Regions from separate parts of the Homo sapiens genome. Here region 1 is linked to region 2. A link is a loop called in an ENCODE intact Hi-C map of the cell type or tissue named here. Cell type or tissue: CD4-positive, alpha-beta T cell. All regions are shown on one strand. Links, peaks and the distances in the headings refer to the core of each region. The heading gives the core; the rest is flanking DNA.

Region 1 (9,110 bases), core at 580-8,579, 840 kb after region 2:
CAACTTCTCCCTCTCTCATCTTTGCCTCTCTTTTCCTAATTTGTTCTCCACTGACTTTCTCCCTCAACATTTCTTAATCATAAATGAGATAAACATTTTTCAGTGTTTGCGAATACAATCCTATGTTGTTATTAATTTTAAAAGTAATGAAGTAAAAATTAGTTTTACCTGTAGGAGGCTGCTTTACTCTTTTGTACATTGGTGGCTTGCATTAGAGAAATGGTTTTTCCTCAGTCTTTTTCAAGTACGTAACATTGTCTTAATCATATGACTTTTTATGATCCTAAACCATGTCCATGTAAGTCAGGCTAGGGTCATATTTAGTCTAAAAGCTATTAATTTCTACTCCCACCCAAACAGACAGTACGAAATAGGCTAGGAGCTGTCATATTCTACTCAGACAGCAACAAACTGAAACTTTCAATTCACACTTCCTCTTAAATATGACTATATTCCAATTTGTAAAGCTTTATATATTCATTGTGCTATAAAATGCCAAATTGCATTTTTGATGTCAGAATACTGTAAGATACAGAATTGCCGCTGGGCATGGTGGCTCACGCCTGTAATCCCAGTACTTTGGGAGGCTGAGGCGGGCGGATCACGAGGTCAGTTCAAGACCAGCCTGACCAACATGGTGAAACCCCGTCTCTACTAAAGATACAAAAAAGTTAGCTGGGCATGGTGGCACGTGCCTGTAATTCGAGCTACTCAGGAGGCTGAGGCAGGATAATTGCTTGACCTCGGGAGGCAGAGGTTGCAGTGAGCAGAGATCGCACCACTGCACTCCAGCCTGGATGACAGAGCGAGACTCCGTCTCAAAACAAAACAAAACAAAAACAGAATTGCCTTCTCAGTAAAGGAGGAAATAACATTTATAATAACTATCACTTTAGTGATAGTTATTTTAAATCTTTGAAAATTGGACACTTCCAAATTACCGTGCTCATTATAATTTGAGAAATACGGTTCTATTAATAATATTCTGCTAGGCCAGGCAGGGTGGCTCACACCTGTAATCCCAGCACTTGGGAGGCCGAGGTAGGCAAATGACTTGAGGTCAGGAGTTCGAGACCAGTCTGGCCAACATCATGAAACCCCCTACTAAAAATACAAAAATTAGCTGGGTGTGGTGGTGCATGCCTGTAATCCCAGCTACTTGGGAGGCTGAGGCAGGAGAATCAACTGAACCCGGGAGATGAAGGTTATAGTGAGCCGAGGTTGACCTCCAGCCTGGGCGACCAAGCAAAACTCTGTCTGAAAAAAAAAAATAAAAATAATAATAATACTCTGATAGACAAAGGATTAACCAGATAGTCCTGAGGGTTGAACCTTCATTGTTCCAAGTCTCTCTTACATGTAAAACTAGCTTTCCTCTGGGAAAACATGGTTTATGTTCACCACAAAGCAATCTTACTTTGGTGATTAAACCTGAGAGTGTTACCACTGCTCGTATCAATGACAACTAAAACATACATATGGATTACAATGTTGTCAGATGCCCTCTTGGAATTTTTATTTAGTATATTTACATATACTAAAATTCAAGCATTAGTTTCCTCATGTTTACAGGAGATGCTAAATATCTTATTCAAGGTCTCATAGCTAGTAAGAAGTAAGTAAAGCAGGAGTAAACATGTAGGCATTCCAGTTCTAGAATTCATGCTCTTAATGGCTATGCTTAACTGCCTGCTCAATTAATATGACTCCATATTCTGCATACATTAGATGCACAAAAAGTATGACAGCATACTAATAGGAAAGCTGAATATTATAAAAGCTATAAAATCTCCTGGAAGATTGTTTTTTGGGCTCTCAACATTAGCTGGTTTTGTATGTCAAAGCAGGATGTAGAAAAACCGTAATTAATTGGATCTCATTTATATTGTTTTTTTCCTGTACATACCAATGTTCAGTTAATCATAGCCTTCACTTATCAGAATATTCCATTAATGATCATGAGGCAAAAGTGAAGCCTCATACCATTCTTTTTCACTATCTATATAATGTTTACATAAATCTCAGGCACATATAACTGGGAACATCTTTCTCTATGGATCTTATCTTTTTTTTTTTTAACATTCAAACTCAATATACTTTCAAAGTTTAGATTTGGTTTGTGTAAGTTCTCTTAGTAGTGAAATATGTTCACTGTCATTCGGTGCAGTTTTGTAGACTAACCTGAAACGTACACGTGCCAATGACCACATAATTATTGCCACCATATGCAATTAGGTTTCCTGAATCCCCATTCTCAAAGGGATTAAATTCTACCACATGCACATAATCTTCACAATCCACAGTGTAGGCAGCATTTCTTGAGGCATCTTGCTTCATCTTGTATGTCAAAATTCAAGCAGTTGTGAAAATTAAATAGCCTTCTACTGGACAAGGTCACGAAACTGTGGATTAGAGCACAGGTACAATTACAATGGTCAATATGTTAGTCATTCAGCAAATGCATCAAAATAAGGTTGTGGTGTTACAATGAGACAGAAAGCTCAAAAGAAACATTTAAAGTACTTATCAAGGGACAGAAACTGCAGGAAAAATATTAAATCTAGTTATTAATGGTTCCACATTTGCTCCACAGCTCTTTCCCATATCTGTGATTCTAGCAGACAATAACACTGCAAAGTTCTGTTTAGATTATCTAAAACAAATAGTATTTCATCTGAAGATGGAATCATTTTAACAGCAAATGTTAATAAAAATTAATAACTTTTATGAACCACTATTTGTAGGTACCATATTAAGCATTTTACTGACATGATCACATCTGGTATCTGTACAAATCTAAAGGCAGGTACTACCTCTGGTCTCCATTTTGTAGATGGAGAAACTGAGGCTTCAGTAGGTTAACTAACTTGCCAAGCTCATAAGCAGGGCCAGGATTTGGAAGACTTCATTGTGTGTGGAGAACCAGCGCTAATGAAGAAAAAAACAGCCTCCTGGCTTGAAGGAGACCACAGTTTAGGGATAGTTATGACTCAACGTGAAAAGGGCTATAATATAAACAGATAGAAAATACAGGATCTGTTGTTAAGGAGTACCAAAATGTGTGATATAAAAATAATGTTCAGGGGGTTGGGCGGAGGGAGAGCATCAGGATAAATAGCTAATGCATGTGGAGCTTAATACCTAGGTGATGGGTGTGCAAACCACCATAGCACACGTTTTACCTTTGTAATAAACCTGCACGTCCCGCACACGTATCCCGGAACTTAAAAATTAAAATAATAATATTCTTAAAACTAGGCAGAAGACCTTAACCTGTCAGGGACTAGTGTGCATTCTGGAAGTAGCATTCCCACATGAGAATTATGGGTTTTAGAGTTTTTGGTTTTTTAAAAAATTCGACACAAGGGTTGTCCTGAAAACAGCTGGACTCAGTAACAAACATATCAAGCACCTTAAGAGTATGTACTGAGAATGAGTCCCACCTCGAGACGCTTATAAACTAGTAACTTTAGGAATGGACATCAGGGACTGGAGACTTTTGAAGGGTGACCAGCAAGTGTTATGGACACGGAGACAGAGAGGTATAGAAGTGCAAGAGATTCGAGGTCACGAAATTGTTCCGTCCCTACACCTACTGCTCATTAAAGCAGTGGCCGGGGCCTCACCGTACACGTTGGACAGGACTTGCCCCTGTAAAACTACAACGGCAGAGAAGAAGGGAGGGAACAAGATAAGTCTCTGCAATGAGCGCCGACACCTCTCCCCGGGCCAGGCGAGTTCCTCAAGACCCCGCTCCCACCTCCCGGGGCCCGAAGTGGGAAGGAAGAACTCCTGGGAATAGAGTGGCAAGGCTGGGCGGCCGGCAGAAAAGCATCCCGGCCTCTCGGGCTCCCAGCTCGATACGCACCGCAGAGCGCCAGGAACCGACCAGAGGCAGGCTGGTCTTCCTTGGGGGCTGCCGCGACGCGCTGTGGCTCTGCTTCCGGGTCGGAGGGCGAGCGCAGCGATTGGCTCCCGGGGCCTCCCGCGAGGTTTGAACTGTATTCAGCGGCGACAGCGGCGACTGCGGCGGCCGCGGGAGGGCATCCCGTTGGGGATCCTTCCGCACACTGAAGAGTACGTCTTCGGGTCTACCCCTAATCACGTAAGTCTCGCGTCTGCCCTACCTGCCCTGTCGCATTTTTAAGTGGTGATTCAGGCTGTGGCTTTTGAGGGTGTTTTGCACTGTAATACCTCGGTCGTAGCAAAGTGCCGTGGGACCGAAGTATTATGGTGCAGTGACTTGACGCTCGAGCCTGGTTGGGCCTGGGGGCTGTAGGCGGAGTTCACAGTATCTAGCGATGGAGCTGGTAGGTCCTGAGGGTTCGTCTGCAGCTTGGAAGACAGGCCCGTAGAGGCCTGCTTAACTTCCATTAGTTAGGCAGGAAACCTGGGTTCTAGTCCCACTATGTACACGGACTCCAATTCCTCAACTTTCTCCTACTCCTGATTAGTTACAGCCTCCCAAGGAACCTTTGGGACTTGCACTCGAACACTGATAATGATGTTGAGTGCAATTTTTAAATTGAGCACCTACTAAATGCCTGGCACTAGGTGGGTTATGTACTTGTTTCACTAACGTCTCATTCTGTGAGGTAGGAATTCCCTTCCTGGTTTTGCAGGTGAAGAAACTTATGCTCATTAGAGATTTTAAATACCGAAGGACTACAGGTCATAAAGGGGGAGCCTGGAAGTGATATCTGACTCGGAAGTGTAGTTCTTTCAACCATTTCACACTGCCTGCCCAGTGACAATTTTCTGTCTCACAGTTTTTGCTCTAGAGCAACTTGGAATCCAATTTTTTAAAAACAAGTGTTATCGCTGCTGCCTTTGGCTACTGTTTTTTTGTATAGTGCAGCCTGCCATTCAGAGTGCTTGCATATTTATTGTCTCATTGACTTCTCACAAGGGACTGGAAGGCAAGTATTTCTGTGTGATGATGCCTCCACCTAGGAACCACGTGTAAGGCTTATGGCATAGGCTCCCACAGCCAGCTAGCTACAGGAAGAGCTGGGACTAGACCAGGGGTTGGCAAACTGGCTGTGCTGCCTGTTTTTGTGCAGCCAGCTCCTGAGCTAAGAAGGAGTGTTACGTGTTTATATGGTTGGGGGAAAAAATGAAAAGAATAATGTTTTGTGATGTGTAAAAATTACATGAAATTCAAATTTCAGTGTCCATAAAAAAAGTTTTATTGGAGCACAGCTATACTCATTTGTTTGTTTATGTATGTCCATGGCTATTTTCACACTAGAAGGTCAAAGTGAGTAGTTGTGCATGCCTCAAATATTTACTGTTTGTTCCTTTAGAAAAAATTAGCTGATCCCTGAATGAGACTCTTGGTTTTCTGTCACCATAGTAATGCTCTTTTTTTTTTTTTTTTTTTTTTTTTTAAGACAGAGTCTCACTCTGTCACCTAGGCTGGAGTGCAGTAGTGCTATCTTGGCTCACTGCAACTTCCGCCTCCCTGGTTCAAGCGATTCTCCTGTCTCAGCCTCCCAAGTAGCTGGGGTTAGAGGCACACACCACCACACCCAGCTAATTTTTAGTAGACAGGGTTTCACCATGTTGGCCAGGTTGGTCTCGAACTCCTAACCTTAGGTGAGCCTCGGCTTCCCAAAGTGCTGGGATTACAAGTGTGAACCACCATGCCCAGGCAATGCTCTTTTACTTTTAACTCAAAACAACTTAGAAACTCATAATGCATGATAATAGCTAATGTGCTTTTATACATGCCAGGCACTGTTCTAAAAGCTTTACTTGTGTTTATGTCGTTGACTTGTCATAAAACCCTATGGGATAGGGTTTTCATTTTCATTATGAGGAAGCTGAGGCAGGGAAAGGTGATGTAACTTGGCCAAGATCTCGCAGCCAGTAAGTGGTGGAGCCACATTTCAGAATGGCCTAATTCCCAAGTGAGTCTTCATTCATAGCAATCAAATCTCATAATACTACCTTTAAATAATACCAGTAAGTAATTTACTCCTAAAAATGTATTTCAGGCAAAGTGACCATGTCACTGAAGCTGACAGTTCTTCACTTTCTTTTTTCTTTCAAGAGATGAGGGTGATTTTTTGAAGAGAAATACAATTCTTAGCTATTTACTAGGATTTGCATTTATGTAAATAATTAATCTCTAATCTTCTACCTGTATCTTTAAGTTGCATCATAGATTGTGTCTATAATTTAATTATATTGCAAGTGGCATGTATCTTTGCTCTTGATTATACAAACCAAAGTAAACATCTAGGATTCTGTTTATGCCACATAAAAATAGAAGAAAAGGATAGCAGAAGGAGTCAGGAAATGGAATAAGTACAGGAAAATACCCAAAATAAGATGATGGGCATGTGAGTATGTTGAGACTTGAGTACTTAAAGTAGGAAAAAAACTTTTAGCAGGCATGTCTGTAAACTCAGAGAAAGGAATTGGATGCCTTATATAGTCTTGGGTATATGAAACATTGGCACTACCTCAAATTATTTTGAAAGGCTTTTGTGTGCATCAGGAGAAGTTACTTAACATGATGCTTTAAGAACACAGCTTATAGAGTTAGACATATTAAGTTTATGCTGTTTGTCCACTTACAAGCTGAGTGACGTGGAGGTTATTAGGTAAAATAAGGATAATAACAGACCTGTCTTATTGGACACTTATGACAGTCGAGTGAGGTAATCAATATTAAGCTTTTGAAAAGTATCTCCACCAAGTTAGCTCCTAAATATTAGTTATTTTATTGGTTATGTAGTACGGTGTAACAAACCATTTCAAAAGTTAAGGTTTTAAAATAACCATTTCCTTCTGATTCTGTGGATCAGCAGTTTGGGTGGGACACTGCTTGGTGATACTCTAGTGGTCATACAGGACACAATTCCTCCTGTTGTAATAGGTGGTGACAACACATGTGAAATGTCTACCAGGGAAGCTTATTAGAGACTTAATGCCCAGGGTTTTTATTGGGGGCTAAATGCAAAGGCATCCACTGTCTGACATGTACCAAAATTCCAGACTCGCAAGTGTTTAGCATAAACTATATTGTTTGTATGAACAGTTTAGCACAGTGAACCACTCTTACTGGAAACACTCCTGAAATCTAAGCTCCCAAACTGGACTCCAGCTTCAAAGGAGAGCATTCAGGCCTATTGTATTAGTACTTCTGCACACACCACTTAAGGCCTAAGCTCAGAACTCCCACAGCGTCATTCTTGCCACATTCTATTGGTTAAATCAAGTCACAAGCCTGGTCCAGATTCAAAAGGGTAGAAAAATAGGCCACCTCTTTTGGGACAACGTAGGATGGGAGGAAATTGGCTTTTTAGGTTTTTTTTTTTTTTTCCCAATTTATCAGACTTATTACCTATCTCAAAACAAATATATATATTTAAATACAGCTTTAATTAGGTATATTTGTAATTATAAGTTTGCAGTAAATTTGCATGTCTGTTTTTGTGTGAATTTTCAGAATTGAAGGCTACATTTTGTTCTTTCAGAAGGTTTGGCTTAAGAAACCAAAGGGGAGGGAAATATGATTGCGCAGAAATTGTATTATTTTGTTTTCCTAAATTTAATTAAAAGCAATCTTGGTAAATATGAAATGACCTCTCATTCACTATATGTTTTTCTCTATCTGTGCTTGCCTATACATGTTAAATGTTAATTTCAGGTTAACATAAGATACTTTAACTTTGTATTCTGTCCTACTTTAAGATAATGGCTGTGTTTAATCAGAAGTCTGTCTCGGATATGATTAAAGAGTTTCGAAAAAATTGGCGTGCTCTTTGTAACTCTGAGAGAACTACTCTATGTGGTGCAGACTCCATGCTCTTGGCATTGCAGCTTTCTATGGCGGAGAACAACAAACAGGTTGGTAAACTATATTTGGGTTAACTTGTTTTTTTAAAGCAAAATTTCATTGCTGCCCATTTGAATAAACTTAAGCTTAAGAATATTAATTTCTTTACATTATGTGCCCTTCTGTGATAATACACCATTTTCACAAATGCCTCTGTGTATCTGTGTCAGAATGTTATGATAGAATTTGAAATGAATTATTTCAAAATTAAGCTCTTATGTATGGTTATACACGGGACATGCATATTTGATGTTTAATAGGAAGATTTAGGATAAACATGTAACTATTATTATTGTGGTCAAATTATTTTTATTTAATAAGACTTTTTTCATTCCCTAAACTTTTAAAAACTACTGGCTCTTGTACCCCAATCCTGGAAATTCTTCCAATCTGCACCGGGATACTGGAAACTGCCTTTAAAAAATTTCCACAAAGTGATTCTTACTTAGGTAGCTTGAGCCAAACTAGCGTTTGGATTTAAGCCGTAGATTAAGGGTTAGAGGTGTTCAGATGAGAGAAGGATGAATGTAGGATAGAGTGGTAAGGAAAGGCTTTGTGATATTAGATAGATTTTAGATAAAGGAAGAGAAGGCTGTAGAGGAGGTATGATGAGGAAAGTCAGTTCAGAAGAAGGGTTCAGGGGAATCAAAGTCATGGTATGAACTTGGCAAAGATACTGGCTTGACTAGAGAAGAGGATTTTTGAAGGGTAGAATTAGCTTCAATGGGTCTGTTGGGCTAGATATTGAAATGACATTCTGATGAGTTATTTTAATTTTATATGTCAGTAGTTTCCAGATTTTTAGATTCCATAGACAGTAAAATTTCTAAAAAATTATTAGACACTGACAGATTTTAACCATTTCTCATTTTTGCAAATAAGGCCATTGAGAAAAAATAGTTACTATATACTATGATCATCATTTTGAAAAAGGAAGAATATTTTAACACTTAAAAATTAAAAAGTATAAAATCTTAAAACAGGGATAGTGTTTTCTACCTGTGAATAGTTGGCAGTTTTGCATATTTTAAACAATGCATGTTAAGATAAATTTTGAATCTCGAAAACAATGACAAAATGTTATTTTATTTTATGTAGTCAGTCATTTTTTGAACAAATATTGAGTTTTTACTGTGTGTTAGACATCATTGTAAAAATTGGGAATACAGTAATGAAAGAAGTCACTTCTTATGGAGTGAACCTTCTAGGGAGAGATAGCTAGTACTGTAAGATATTTAGTCTTTTAGGACATAATAAATGC
Region 2 (9,110 bases), core at 634-8,633:
GTGGCATCAAAGAGCCACTACTACTCAACTCCAGCTGGTTGTTGCTTCTCAAAATATGGGCCCAGTATTGCAGTTTTCTTTTTTTTTACTTTTCAAGAGAAGTTGAAAATCTAGAGTTTTACCTAAAATTTTCAGATTTTTAACAAATTAAAACATTTGTGATTCTGCTGAGAGAGTATCTGATTATAAAAAATAAAAATAAATTTCAAGAATATCATCTGGTATGCTGGGCATGGCAGCTCATGTCTGTAATGCCAGCACTTTGGGAAGCTGGAATAGGAAGATCACTTGAGCCCAGTAGTTCGAGATCAGCCTGGGCAACACAGCAAGACTCACCTCTAAAAATGTTTTTAAAATTAGCTGGACATGGTGATGCACACCTGTAGTATCTGTAGCTACCAGGGAGGCTGGGGTGGGAGGATCGCTTGAGCCAAGGAGCTTGAGGTTGGCAGTAAGTGACGATCGTGCCACTGTACTCCAGCCTGGACAACGGAGCGAGACACTCTCTTAAAAAAAAAAAGAAGAAGAAGAATATGTTTGGTAAACAAAACTTATCTGTGGGCTACCTGAGCTTATAGGCCCCACAAATCCGCAATTTCTGGTCTAATGTTTCTAATGCCTGAGCTTCAAAATAAGGAAAGGAGAATAGAAGCTCTGTGGTATCAGGGCTGAACATGATCACACAATGCAAAGGGAAACAATACTTAGTGTTTCTGTAACTCCTCTGTATTGGTTACAGGGGACTTTGCCTGCTTTATATCGAATGGTCTTCTTAGCAACCGTTAAGGGAAAAGGCAGAACTAGTTATTATGCCTGTTTTAAAGATGAGGAAACTGAGGCTGAAAGGTTAAGTCAGTTGCCCAGTTACTGGCTAATACATGAAAAATGCTAGAACTGGGACCCAGTTGTCCCAAATCCAAACTCCATGCTCTCACTGCTTCCTGATTTACACACACTGTCAACAATACACAGTTTTCTCAAGAAGAGATACGTGGATCAGCTTTCCTTACTACCACAGTCAAGAACTACTCGGCTGGGCAGGAGGATCGCTTGAGCCCAGGAGTTCAAGACCAGCCTGGGCAATGTAGTGAGACCCCTGTCTCTATTTAAGAAAAAACCAACAAAGAATTACTAAAACTTTCTCTTCTCTTTCTTTTTTTTACATTCACTTCCTTGGTCCCTTGTTCTGAGTCAAATCCTCTCTGCCCTGATACACAGCACTCCTTGAACTGCTTTCTAAACAAGACCATGCCACTAGGTCGACTTGCCCCCTTCCAGATCACCACATACAATGTGTTAATTACTAGACTTGATCTTAGCCAAAAGGCTGAGAAGCGATACAATGTATTAATTAATCTTTCAACGGTCTCATATGACTGTGAGAAGTGATACAATGTGTTAATCTTTCAACTGTCTCATATGACTGTTGACTTTCTCATATGTCTATCTCACTTTACAGATGAGAAAACCAAGGCTCTTCTTACCTCTGAGCTTCATCTTGTCCCTATTCTTTCCTATTATTAGTCCAAGGATGCTAAAGATGATACCCATGGCCAATGCTAATTTGACAGGGTGTGGCTTTGCCTTGGAAACTAAAAGTAACCAAATTTGTCTCAACCATTTTGAGACAAATGCCTATACTCCTCCCTCTACCTAGATAACACCATTCATGTCCATTCCTTGCCTGGCTAATTCCTATTCATTTTCCAGGTCTCAGCTTAGATGTCACTTCCCCCAAGAAGCCTTCTCTGGATTCCACTTTCTTGTCTAGGCTGGGTAAACTCCTCATGTGCTTTCTTCCCTTCCTTTCCCTCCTCTCCCCTCCCTTCCTTTCCTTTACTTTCCCTTCTTTCTCCCTCTCCTTCCTTCCTTTTTTTTCTTTCAAGACAGGGTCTCACTCTGTTACCCAAGCTGGAGTGCAGTCGCAGGATCACAGCACTGGAGCCTTGACCTCCTGGATCAAGTGTTCCTCCCACCTCAGCCTCCTGAGTAGCTGGGACTACAGGTGCACATCCCCATGTCTGGCTAATTTTTGTATTTTTTGTAGAGATGGGATTTCGCCTTGTTGCCCAAGACTGGTCTCAAATTTCTGGGTTCAAGCAATCCTCTCACCTTGACCTCCCAAAGCTCTGGGATTACAGGCATGAGCCACTGGGCCTAGCTCTTACATGCTCTTAAAGTTTCTTGGCTTGAAATTGCAGCACGCTAAGCAATAAGGAAACAAAAATTAAAAAGCAAAACTTCCAGGAGCGCCCTATAAAGCTTAAGAATAAAAGAATGAAAAAATAATGTATGTTATTTACTGGCTGGAGTAGTTAGGACAGGCAGAGCCCTAATGGAAAAAGGATATAAAGGATGGTATAGGATATTCATCCTATACCTTGACAGAGGACAAACGCTGGAAGCAAGGAAATGTTTATAAGAAACACTCGTGCTCTTCACGGATGCTTTCGGTATTCCATTAAAGCTTAGAAACTTAGTTTTGAGAGATACCAAAAATCATGTGGTGCAATTCACATCCAATGCTGGAACTATATTACTCTTAAATTTGTCCGGGTCAATGTAAGTATTATAAGCTTTGTTAATTCAACAGACATTCATTAAACAACTCTTATGTTCAAGGGAACTGATGACACAAAGTTGAAAAAGTATAAGGTGTCAGCCCTTAAGGAACTTGTCAGGTAGCCAGGTAGTAGAGAATAAATGGTCATTTATTTATCCACTTAGCAAACATTTATTTCATGCTCTATGCACCAACACAGTATCTTGAAAGACTGGTATTATTGTCATCTCTATTTTATAGATGAGGAAATTGGGTCTCAGAAAGGTTAAGTAATTTCTGAGCTTGCGCAATTATGGTGTCTGGCACATTCTAAGCATCTTTTATCCATTAGCTTATTTACTCTGCATAATCACCACCCGTGAGGTAGCTACTTTTGTTAGCTTCATTTACATATACGGAAATGTCATTCTGAAAGGGTAACTGACCCTACTAATAAATGGCAGAACCAGGATTACCTCCAGACAACCTGGTTCCAGCATCTATGCTCTCAACCACCATGTTCTATTGACATATTGTTAAGCCAGTCAGAGTCAAGTCAGTGTGTGAGGGTCATGTAATGAAGAACAATGCAAACAATAAATGGTCAATATAACTTGTGTCAGTTCTTTCAGTTTCTTTGATTTTTCTCTTCACTCCTTATTGTCCAGTTAACTCCATTACCAAAAATAAATTGCAGAGAAGGAAAATGGCACAATGATGTGGGGGTGATTTTGGCAACAGGTTGGGAAAATATTGCTTTGAGTGGGGGCTTCTACCCTCAGTTAACTGCAGGCTTCTAACTCTCTGAAACGTGCACATTTTAGTGTGGATGAGCTTCTTTGCATCTTTCTGGGAGAAGTTCTACAGCTTTCTTAGATTTCCCTGTGACCCATAAAAGGCTTTTAAAAAAAAAAGACCAATTATTAGCCTACTGAAAGCCAATGGAACATTAGGCACGTCAATATTTTATTATAAAAAAATCTATAAATGCTATGGAGGCATTAAAATATTTAGAACAACCCTGTGGTGACACAGAAAATGTTGATGTGATAATGCCAATAACAATTTGAAAGTGTTATGTTCACTTTCTCAACTCTGATTACCTCCTCAATCCATGCATATTTCACTTCCTTTCTTCCAACTAGACTGTACTTAGCAAGGTCACCAGTGACCTTCACCTTGTCAGATCCAGCAACCACTTCTCTATCCTCGAATTTGCAGTATAGTTGGCCACCAGCTCTGCTTCCATGCCATAACTAGTCTGTTTCTACCTTACTGGCTCTCTTTCCCAGTCGCAAATGCCTCACACTTGAGGTATTTAGGTGTATTTAAGTCACGTCTGCAGCCCAGACTGCTACAGTGAGCTCTGTACAACAATATATCCAATTGTCTACTTAACATCACTCCTTGACTAAAATGTAAGCATCTCAGACCAAGTATTTCCAGTCTGGGCATGGTGGCTCACCCCTGTAATCCCAGCACTTTGGGAGGCCAAGCCAAGAGGACTGCTTGAGTCCAGAAGTTTGATACCAGCCTGGGCAATATAGCAAGATCCCATCTCTACAAATAATAATAATAATAATAATAATAATAATAATAATAATAAAAGAGCTGGGTGTGGTGGTGCATGCCTGTAGCCCTAGCTACTTGGGAGGCTGAGGTGGGAGGCTCACTTTAGCCCAGGAATTGAAGGCTGTGAATATTTTCAAATAATTAATTAATACTATTATTGCCTTTCTCGTTTGGCTCCCAGAACAGTACCTGGTCCACAGAGGACTCTCAAGAAATAGTTGCTGAATGAATGAATGAATGTAAAATGGGGTAAATAATTATATTTTTAAATTATTTTTTAAAATTGTACATATATGTATATATAACTGTACAATTTAACAACATGCTATGTGTAGACATTAAAGTGATGGGAAAAACACCAAACATTAACAGCGGTTGTGCATGAAATTAAAAGATTTTTCTTAAAACTCCTTCTCTATTTTTCAATTTTATTTACAGCGTAGTGGTTAAGAATACCAAAATTTAGAGTCTGAGTGAAGACTGCCAGTTACCAGCTGCACAACCTTGGTTTCCTCTTGTGTCAAATTGGCTTAAAAATATACACAGTACCGGCCAGGCGCGGTGGCTCACACCTGTAATCCCAGCACTTTGGAAAACCGAGGCGGGCGGATTGCCTGAGCTCAGGAGTTCGCGACCAGCCTGGGCAACAAGGTGAAACCCCGTCTCTACTAAAATACAAAAGAATTAGCCGGGCGTGGCGGCGGGTGCCTGTAGTCCCAGCTACTTTGGACGCTGAGGCAGGAGAACTGCTTGAACCCGGGAGGCGGAGATTGTAGTGAGCCGAGATCGCGCCACTGCCCTCCAGCCTGGGAGACAGAGTGAGACTCCGTCTCAAAAAAAAAAAAAAAAAAGTATATATCTATATATAGATATATAGATAGACGCAGTACCTCCTTTGTATTAACATCCCTAATAAGCTTTACTGTGAAATTATGGATGAAAGGATCTTTGCACGATGCAGGTACGTAGTGAGGGACAGTAATGTTAGTTGATAACGATTACAGGTATGTTTTATTTTATAATGAAAATACATTTGTCTTCTAAACCTTTACCGAAGGGAGTGAAAAGAACACCTCACCCAAACGCCCGCCCTTATGTGCGCAGCCCCGCCTCCTGTAGGCCCCACCCCACCAAAGGGTGCGCCTGCGCCGTTCTTTTTTCCGTCCACGTGACCCACTCAGGCTCCTCCTTGTCTCCAACATGGCGGCGCCCAGGGGCTCAAGCCGCACGTGAGAAAGTCTGGGCATCTGGGAATCGGAGAGTATAGCCTGTGAGCCGCTTTCCCCTCCTTACTGTCGGTTGCATCCCTTCGACACTCCCGAGGCCGTCGCGGGCCACTGGCCCTCTGCAGCCATGAAGACAAAGCCCGTTTCCCACAAGACCGAGAACACCTACCGGGTGAGCGCGGGAGCTTAGGCAGGGAGCCGCGGGTCTCCGCTGCCTCAGTCGTGAGACAGGCTCTGAGCGAGACTCCAGGGGCCTCAGACTTCTGGGCCGAGTGTGTCACTTTCCTGGAGGCTCCGGCGAAAGAGGGAGACACTGGATGTAGTAAACATGGGTTGGAGGAGGAAAGAAGTGTGGACAGCAAGTTTCACCCATGTTTTATGGGGTCTGGCCAGTCCTGGGAATTTCCTGTAGTCCAGAATTAAATTCACTATTCCAGGAGATTGCTTAGGACCAATTCTCCCCTGCTCTTTTATCTTTAAAGACCGAATTGGGCGAGTCGGCTGGCGGTGAGTGATTCCCAGCTAAGGGCAAATATACAGCGCTTTCTCTGTTTGCCCCTTGATAGATTGTTTCCAGGTCTTCCTTAGGATACAATCATAGGTCTGTATATGTTTAAAAACACTTTTATTGCAGCGACTTTGCTAGGTCCCCATGCTTATGGGAGGGTATGAAACCTAATAGATCTAGCGAGACTAATTGCCAGCATCCACCTAGGCTCACCAGTCTGGCAATGGAAATTTTATTTGAAATGACATAGCTGAGAGAAATTATGCAAACATAGAAGTATTCATTATCTTTGAACAGTGATGCAGTAAATTTGTTTACGGCCGTATGTTTTTCAGTTTATTTTTCCACTTATCCTTTGTGATTAGAGATGCCTACATGCAGCATTCAAATAGATATTAAAGATCTGATAAATTTTAATTAATTATGTATCTTAAATATACTTTCCCTTCCAGTTTCTTACATTTGCTGAACGACTGGGGAATGTTAATATTGATATTATTCACCGGATTGATAGAACTGCAAGCTATGAGGAGGTAAGAGAATGTGATACTAGTCAATCTTCAAGTGTTCATGGTGTTTTAGTTTCTTCTGTTAGTAGAAGTGAATTGTTTTTCAAGGTATTCCTTTTTGGACATGAAATGCTTTAGACCTGTGCTGTTTCATACAGTAGCCACATATGACAAATTGGATTTAAAGTAAATTAAAAATTTGGGTGCCCAAATGTGGCTAGTTGCTAACATATTGAATAAATATAGAATTGGAACATTTTCATCTTTGCAGAAAGTTCTGTTGGGTGAAGCTCTATTAGACAATTGACTTGACTTTCAGCTGTCTTTGTGATTCTAGCCTCTCCCTTTCCCTTATGCATTCCAAGCACTGCTGCAGATCCATATTCCTGAAGCTATAACTTTAAAGTGATTTTGAGGAAGCCCTTTTCCCGGGGCTTAATTTTCTCCTTTATAAAAATAAAGGGGCTAGACTACATAATATTTTCCAGTTTTAACCATACTCTGACTCTGTCATCCCTTTATTTTACTTTTATTTATTTATTCATTTTTTTGAGATGGAGTCTCGCTCCGTCTCCAGGTTGGAGTGCAGTGGCGTGATCTTGGCTCACTGCAATCTCCACCTCCCAGGTTTAAGCGATTCTCCTGCCTCAGCCTCCCGAGTAGCTGGGATTACAGGTACGTGCCACCACACCCAGCTAATTTTTGCATTTTTAGTAGAGACGGGGTTTTGACATGTTGGCCAGGATGGTCTCAATCTCCTGACCTCGTGATCTGCTCGCCTTGGCCTCCGAAAGTGCTGGGATTACAGGTGTGAGCCACCACGCCCGGCCTTGTCATCCTTTTATGCAGAAGTCTTTTTCTGCATCATGTCGTTATTCCTCCTAGCATTTTAAGGTCGTACGTAACATGCCTATACCTTGGCGATCCAATCTCAGTTCGTAATATTCTTCTTTACTATAATCAGACTCCACTCGCTGGGTCTTTGAATGCATTATCTCCACTGTGTAAATTCAATGTGTTAAATGATGTCGTCTAGGTGAGCACATTGTGCTTTGAGAACTCATAGTAAAGGGAACCTAACCTACATTCTTTAGGGGTGTCAAAAAAACGGTGATCTAGACGAGGTGACACCTGAATTTTGTTTATATAGGTTTTAGCATGGTAAAGAGGACAGGAAAGCCTGTTCCAGGCTGAGGGAGAAGCCTATATAAAGGAACAGAAGCTAGAGAATGCATGTCACATTCAAGAAACTGCAAAGCAGTCCAGTGTGGTTATAGGTGTGTATAGGGTGTTTTTTTTTTGTATTCATGGTGACTGGGATGGGGCAAGGGGGCAACTGGTGAGATAAAGCTGGAGAAATAGGCAAGGATCATAAAGGACTTCATATGTGAAGCTAAGTTGGGGTTTTATCCTGAAGCTGTAGGGACTTAGAGTTCTAGGACTGTAAGCAGGGGAATGAATGACATGATCAGGTTTAAATTTTCAATCTCTCTGGCTTTAGTGTGGAGAAAAGAGCAGGACTGCAGTTCTTCATCATGTCATGATTCCTCTGCTAGCCTTTTAAGGTCCTGTGTAACATGCCTTTAACTTGGAGATCCAATCTCAGTTGTCCAGTTGTGAGGATTTGACTGTTATCTAAGTAAGAAATGATTATGGTAGCAGCAATCAAGATAGAGAGAAGAGAAAGATTCCAGAGATGTTGAGGAAGTAGAATGAATGGATAGGACTTGTGACCTACTGGGTTTGCAGCAAGGAAGATAATGAGGTTAAGGCTGAATGGTTGAGGATGTTACTCATCAAGATATATTTATAGGTAAAGGAGCACAAGGTTGTAAAGATAAGATAATTAGTTCCATTTGGGGCTTGAATTTGAAATACCTTTGGCCATCCAAATGATAGTGTCCAAAAGATGTTTGTATATATGGATCTGGAGTATAGGTGACTTCAGAGGTGAAATTACAGATTTGGCATTTAGAATATGATTAATAATTTAAGCCACAGGAGAGGTTGAAGGTATCAAGAGGCAGTGTTAAGAAGGCAGAGAAGACAGCCTGAAATTAGAATCCTGGACTGGATGGTCCAGAATGGCCTCTGTCACGTGTCTGGCAGTTGGCTGTGGCTTGTTGATCTTGGTTCTTTTCATGGCCTCTTATTCCCCAATAAGCTAGACTAGGCTTCTTTTCATGGTGGCAGAATCTTTTCAATAGAGTGAAGGCAGAAGCTGTCAAGACCTCATAAAGTTTTGCTTTGGTCATGAGAGTCACTTTCATCGCATGTTATTAGTCAAAGCAAGTCAGGAGGCCAGGCCAGATTCAAAGGGTGAGGAAACAGACTCCGTCTCTTGGTGAAAGGAGCTCCAGAGTTACCTTGCAAAAGGACGTGACATGGTCTCTCACACATAGCTGACATACGCCAGGTCTGTGCTAGGCTAGAAATGCGTTCTGCATTTAAGTTTTAAACTGTGTTGCATATTTTCTTTCTGCCTTAAAGGACATGAAAATGCCTTAAAGGACATGAAAACAACAACAAAAAAATTTTAATATTTTTACTTTTGAAAAATAGAGATAGGATCTCGTGTTGTTGCCTAGGCTAGTCTCAAACTCCTGGGCTCAAATGCTCTTCCTGCCTCAGCCTCCCACTGTTGGGATTACAGGCATGAGCCATTGTCCCCAGCCTAAAACAAAATTTAATGGGATTCTCTTTCTTTTCTGCCTTTTTTTTTAATTTTTAGTTTTTAATATTTGTGGTTACAT

The links. A loop is a pair of places that touch in the nucleus more often than their neighbours do. Peaks named below come from ENCODE experiments on the same cell type or tissue, not always from the same donor. Only the 100,000 strongest peaks of a DNase experiment are listed, where the experiment ranks them.
Region 1: a loop joins it to region 2, with 7 times the contacts of the local background. A loop is called at or near these places in 2 of 110 quality-filtered maps.

The regions. Positions count from the first base shown.
Region 1 is chr12:102,116,182-102,125,291 of GRCh38, forward strand. NUP37 (nucleoporin 37) reads right to left here and starts at 3,933. Exons shown (of 10, transcript NM_024057.4): 1 at 3,869-3,933; 2 at 2,182-2,402. The coding sequence starts at 2,337. It overlaps PARPBP (PARP1 binding protein), which reads left to right and starts at 4,002. Exons shown (of 11, transcript NM_017915.5): 1 at 4,002-4,105; 2 at 7,705-7,860. The coding sequence starts at 7,708. RefSeq lists enhancers at 3,734-3,803, 4,848-5,405. In CD4-positive, alpha-beta T cell, for the core only: no CTCF peak of the experiment used is centred there; a DNase peak (open chromatin) is centred at 3,980; H3K4me3 peaks cover 1,912 bases; H3K27ac peaks cover 892 bases.
Region 2 is chr12:101,274,816-101,283,925 of GRCh38, forward strand. It overlaps UTP20 (UTP20 small subunit processome component), which reads left to right and starts at 5,290. Exons shown (of 62, transcript NM_014503.3): 1 at 5,290-5,512; 2 at 6,301-6,381. The coding sequence starts at 5,468. RefSeq lists enhancers at 4,989-5,580, 5,314-5,363. In CD4-positive, alpha-beta T cell, for the core only: no CTCF peak of the experiment used is centred there; a DNase peak (open chromatin) is centred at 5,256; H3K4me3 peaks cover 1,760 bases.